2 separate regions of the Homo sapiens genome follow, and region 1 is linked to region 2. The links are chromatin contacts, found by Hi-C or POLR2A ChIA-PET in ENCODE. All regions are on one chromosome and are shown on one strand. Each heading gives the region's core, a stretch centred on a gene start or an enhancer-like site at or near the end of the contact. The rest is flanking DNA. Distances are from core to core; before and after follow the strand shown. Region 1 overlaps LOC105376360 (a long non-coding RNA gene). Region 2 overlaps MANCR (mitotically associated long non coding RNA).

Region 1 (2,700 bases), core at 30-2,529, 1.1 Mb after region 2:
CAGCCCTCGGACGTGGACATCATCAAACGTCCTCTTCGCCTTGGAAGGGGGCAAACAAAATCCATATTTCAACTCCATTTTCTCACTGGGAGGAGAGAGGGGCAGGTAAAACCCATATTTCCACTTCATTTTCTTTATATAGTTTGATCTCATTGTATCTAAATAATGACTTCTTAGCAACACATTCTTTTCACACGTGGGCTCTGCATCTTGATTTAGATGATTTCCACGGAAATACCTTTCCTTCCTTCCTGGCCATCTGTTTAAGTTGGACCATCATCCACCCGGGATCTATCAAGAGCTGGGCAGCACTCCGATTTCACACACGTTTCTGATCACTCTTCCTAACAATCCGGGCAAGCACACAGGGCAGAAGTCACGGACGGGCCACCTGGGCGGGCGCTCCGGCCCAAGCTTAGCAGGGCCCCATGCTGGGTTCTTTAATGCCCCCTCGTCACTGCCTTGAAATTCTTAACCTTGCTTGTTCATGGGGCCTGCATGTTCATTTTGCACTGGGTCTTGCAGATTCTGGAGGGGGTCTTGGAGAAATGTCCTTTAATCCCCGTTAACAAATGAAGAAAGGAATGATCGGAACCAGCGAGCCGCTCATCTAGCACAGGGACTCGCCAAGGGAGCGGCTGAGAGGAGTTGTCACCTTCGCAGAGAGGCCCTGCAGGCCGTCTTCCACAGTGGGAGGCCACTGGCCACACCCCCAAGGAGAACACAGCGTTGTCCCCAGTGGCACTGCTGTAGGGAGGGCAGGTTTTCCAGATGCTGGGGAAGCACAGTACTTTCTGCATTTCAGTAAAGACTCATTTCTTCTCGTTGACCTTGGACGGCCCTGCCGGATAGGAGGTGGGGACTGGCACTGGGGACAAACATGGCTCAACACACTTTCAAACACGATGCACAGCCTCGATGAAGCCAGCCAGCCCTTTTGGCTCGAGCCCCACATTCCCTGCAAATGAGTGTTCTGTACTGAAGGACAATTTCCCCCTCACTGGGGCCTTCCTGTGGCCCCTCAGCCCCTGCCCCTGTCCCCAAGGCTGTGCAGGGTGTGCTGGGCACTAGGGGACAGTGACCCCGCTGTGGTATCAGTGCTCAGGAGCAGAACAATGATGCCATTTTCTTCGCTGAAAGGTCTTTTTTCAAAGCAAAATAAAATGCCCAAGGCTCGAGGGCCTTTGTTTTTTGGCTGAAATGTCTCTGTCCTCCCAGCAGGTTCCTGTTTTGTGACAATTCCTGCCAAAAGGTGTTTGACAGGCTTGGCTCCCCAGTGACCACTCCCTGGGACAGGCCTGCTGCCCACCGATAAAATAAGAGGTGCCGCCCAAGACCCCTGTCCTCTCAGGGCTCTGGTGTTTAAAGTCTCCATTGCATGTCATCCTTTATCTCCCCACAGCTGCTGCCTGGGTGAATGAAACATTTAATGCCTTGCTTCTTGTTTTAAGTGATGTTTCAGCTAATAGCAGCAGCTGAGTAGCCAGATGGAAAGACAAGGGCTAATGCAGTGACCGAAAGGTCTTTACAGTCGAGGCTGCTGGAAGAACACAAAAGAGAAGTTGTTTTGCCCAAGAAGAGGAAGGGGCGCTTGCTTTGAAACTTCCTTTGCTCCACCGTCTAGTTTGCACCATGGCCCAGGATGACCGTGGGCAGCTTTGCACAGCTAGCGTGAAGCCGTCTCTGCCATCGTGTGCATCTGTGTTACATGTTTGAGAATGGAAGGCCGCTCCTAGGCAGTGCTGGCTGCAGGGAAGGGGACACGAACTTAGCTTAGTGCCCTAGGGTCCTGGGCTTGGCCGTCTGCATGATTTCCAGGATGATGGTGGGCAGCTTTGCACAGCTGGCGTGAAGCCGTCTCTGCCATCGGGTGCCTCTGTGTTACATGTTTGAGAATGGAAGGCCGCTCCTAGGCAGTGCTGGCTGCAGGGAAGGGGACATGAACTTAGCTTAGTGCCCTACGGTCCTGGGCTTGGCCGTCTGCATGATTTCCAGGATGATGGTGGGCAGCTTTGCACAGCTAGCGTGAAGCCATCTCTGCCATCGGGTGCCTCTGTGTTACATGTTTGAGAATGGAAGGCGGCTCCTGGGCAGTGCTGGCTGCAGGGAATGGGACACGAACTTAGCTTAGCCCTCTGCTGTCCTGGCCTTGGCCATCTGCATGATTTCTTCACAAGGGGACCCACATTTTCGTTTTGTTTGAGTCCCACAGATTTTGTCCCCAGCACTGCCTGTTAGTGTTTCCTACCAACACTAAGGCTCAGCACGGAAGGCCCCAAACTCCTTTTCTTTATGATATGAAATCACTGCGTTTCTACTTAAAATTAGATGTTATGTGCACGTGCACTATTGGGTGTGTATATGTCTGTTTTTTTTCCTTTTTTACTTTCCAAGCCTTTTCTTATTGATATATAGTAGATGTACATATTTGGGGGTACCTGTAATAATCTAATACTTCCATGTAATCAAATGGTAACTGGGATATCCATCACCTTAAATATTTATCTTTTAGTTACACTGTGTCTGTTTTTAAAGAGGTGCTTGTGAATCAGAGAAAAGAATGCTGGCAGGTGTATTTTGAATTAGAGTGATAAAAATAATAGAAAAACTTCCGAGTGAATTTCACATCCATTTGCAGTCATTGTTGCTCCATCTGTTCCAATGTAATGTGATATTTCTTACCTTCACCTCGAACGTCAT
Region 2 (2,700 bases), core at 127-2,626:
CCTGGGAGACAGAGGTTGCAATGAGCCGAGATGGCAGCACTGCACTCCAGCCTGGGCAACAGAGCGATTCTCTGTTTCAATAAACAAACAAACAAAAAACAGTATGTGACAAAAATATAGCCGTGGAATGAGGAAACAAACTTTTATCATTTATAGCTAGAAATGGACATGTCTAGATATAGAAATTATTTTTCAGATGAGCAATGCAAGCATTCACTTCTTATATTTCAAAGACCCTCAGCTTTGCCACAAAATCCACAAGGGCATATATTATACAATTGTTTAACAGATGTTGATTTAGTGAAGTCAATGAGTCTTTAATGTCCATTTATTTATGTAGTAATGGTTGAGTTCCACCTAATGACTCTAGATTTAGTTATAACAGGATTTCACATATTTGGGCAATTCTTTATATATTTTTCACATTACTTTATATCATCCTTTCAATAACATTTCAGTTAGACTTGGGCATTTTTGTTCCCATTTTATGTATGGAGAACCTAAAGAAATGAGAACTTCAGGGTTTTATTCAAGATTGTGTAATAAATGATGGAGGCCCTACCAGTCCCAAACCCTCATTCTTAAATTACCTCCAAATACATCAAAGGGAGAACCCACACAAAGACAAATATCCACGTTAAACATTTCATGAGAACGCTTTTTCCTGCTAGCTTAAAAAAATCAAGCTGATATGTAGTTTCATGGTAGTGAATGAAACGCTCCTTAGACTTTATTTTTAAAGCCATTCTTCTTTGAATGGTTTGAAGAACCTGCAGTAACGCTCAGCTCTGCCTTGTGAAACAGAATGTTCATATCATCTTGTTACTCTTTAAAAAGACATTTTGGCTCTGAATAGTTCACAGATTAAAATAGGTTAACACGCAGGACGTTAATCTCTGTTTATAGAAAATACCGAGACAGATGGAGAAGTAATTATGAATAAAAATAGATCTGTTTCTCAAACAGATTCCTGTACAGAGGCATTTAAACATCAAAGAAACTGAAGGCAGGGGCAGGGTGAAACCTAGCCCGTTGCTTTGACACACCGTCCTGGAGTGACAAATAGGATATTGACAGGGGAATCTGTTTAAGCCTGGAGCCATAGCTAAGCTGGACTTCCAGTAGCTTCTATTATAAGTAGCTTTTTCTGTGCCACCTAGATTTATTTGGCTGTGCCACTGTAATTTTGGACTGGAACTGAATGAACACAGTGTTGGTCTGAATACTGCTGATCCTCTGCCTATAATAGGATCAACTGACATTACCCAGGTTGCTGAGGCATGTGAAGTGCCTCTGTAACCAAACTCCACCCTTGAGTCAGAGCCTGGTAATCCCTGGAGACTAACAGACATCCACGTGTTCTGCATGATTCATGCAACTGCTATCTGCAGACAGTTGCTGGGTGAAACGCCCTGTTAAGTGTTTACTCATTATGGCTACTTTGCCCAACTACCCTTGAGTTATTTTGACTTGGACTAGAAAGGAAAAAACGAGAGCCAACAAAATGGAACAAAGAATTTGCCCTTTCTCCTGAACATTAGGATCTTTGGTGATTTATGTGTAGCTTCCCTAGGATAATATGAGACTCATGTTTACAGGGAACATGGAAATCCAGGAAACAGAGACAGAAGTCACCAAAGTGAAGAAGCAGAAATAAAAGCCAGGCTAGTCGGGATAGTGTACAGATATGCAGTTAATATAATTACAGCAAAAACAGGCATACTTGTGCCAATCTTTAAAAAAGCGTTTTAAATCTGGGGTCCCCAATCCCCAGGCTACAGACTAGTACTGGTCCGTGGTCTGTAAGGAATGCACAGCAGGAGGTGAGTGGTGGGCAATTGGGCACAACCGCCTGAGCTCTGCCTCCTGTCAGATCAGCTGCGGCATTAGAGTCCCACAGTAGTGCAAACCCTACTGTGAACTGCGCATGCCAGGGATCTAGATGGTGCTGTTTATGAGGATCTAATGCCTGAGAAGAACAGTTTCATCCCCAAACCATCCCCCACCTACCACATCCGTGGACAAAATGGGTCCCTGCTACTGTTAATATTGGGGACTGCTCTTTTGAACGATGGTAAATGATTTTACTCAGTTTTGTTTTCTGAAAAGACTGCTTCAAATTAACTTTTTGAAGTTTTCCATCAAGTGTGTGTGACAAGTAAAGGAAATACTGCTACAAAAATATGATAATGGACTTGCCATTATTTAGCATGTTATTATTGCCCAACAACATTTTTTTCCTGGATGATAAGTATTTATTAGATATGACGGTTACAGAAAAATATAAGCATGAACAGTATGCATCTATTTGAATGCATAAGTGTGTTCACAGGTGGTTTCAGAGAGAGAAATTGAGAATGAGTTGAGGGGAAGAAGATTAAAAAGGAAGGGGGACTCAGAGATCTGCAGTGACCCAAATATCAACAAGGCTTGGGAACATTTTGGATCCTGACAAGGGGCTGCTCTCCAAACCACGTGTGTGCTCAGCGTTGTACACAGTTCAGTTTACTTCATGTGTTGGAATTCAATGGTGCCAAAGTACATTGGCAAACAAAGTGGACAGAAGAGATAATCTGCTTGTCAGCTAGAGACAGACAAGAGGCATGGAGAGGGGTGGCTGAAAATAGGGCCGTTGGCATGCGCTCAGGGACTGGAGTGGAGGAAAGTGCTTGGGGGCACTGCAAATAGCACTGATGGGGA

What was found. A loop is a pair of places that touch in the nucleus more often than their neighbours do. ChIA-PET counts read pairs that join two places held with the same protein, here RNA polymerase II (POLR2A). Pooled maps may share reads with other maps.
Region 1: a loop to region 2 is called in a map of gastrocnemius medialis, with 10 times the contacts of the local background. The contact joins two enhancer-like sites. A Hi-C loop is called at or near these places in 2 of 168 maps with a recorded cell type or tissue (Right ventricle myocardium inferior and gastrocnemius medialis) and 4 of 50 pooled maps. POLR2A ChIA-PET finds 5 or more read pairs at or near these places in 1 of 52 experiments (activated CD4-positive, alpha-beta T cell).

The regions. Positions count from the first base shown.
Region 1 is chr10:3,569,203-3,571,902 of GRCh38, reverse strand. The region is part of intron 1 of LOC105376360 (a long non-coding RNA gene); the gene reads right to left. Among named protein-coding and RNA genes, the nearest start is that of LINC02669, 68 kb to the right of the region's middle. Within about 2 kb of position 1,279, at least 6 of the 41 ENCODE cell types and tissues checked have a DNase peak (open chromatin) inside an H3K27ac peak, as active enhancers do; they include gastrocnemius medialis, where a contact is called at or near this core.
Region 2 is chr10:4,661,952-4,664,651 of GRCh38, reverse strand. All of the region lies in intron 1 of MANCR (mitotically associated long non coding RNA), which reads left to right. LINC00705 (long intergenic non-protein coding RNA 705) reads right to left here. Exons shown (of 3, transcript NR_015425.1): 3 at 2,233-2,700. Among named protein-coding and RNA genes, the nearest start is that of LINC00705, 7.1 kb to the right of the region's middle. RefSeq lists enhancers at 1,181-1,475, 1,201-1,495, 766-1,965, 1,349-2,331, 2,332-2,700. Within about 2 kb of position 1,376, at least 24 of the 41 ENCODE cell types and tissues checked have a DNase peak (open chromatin) inside an H3K27ac peak, as active enhancers do; they include gastrocnemius medialis, where a contact is called at or near this core.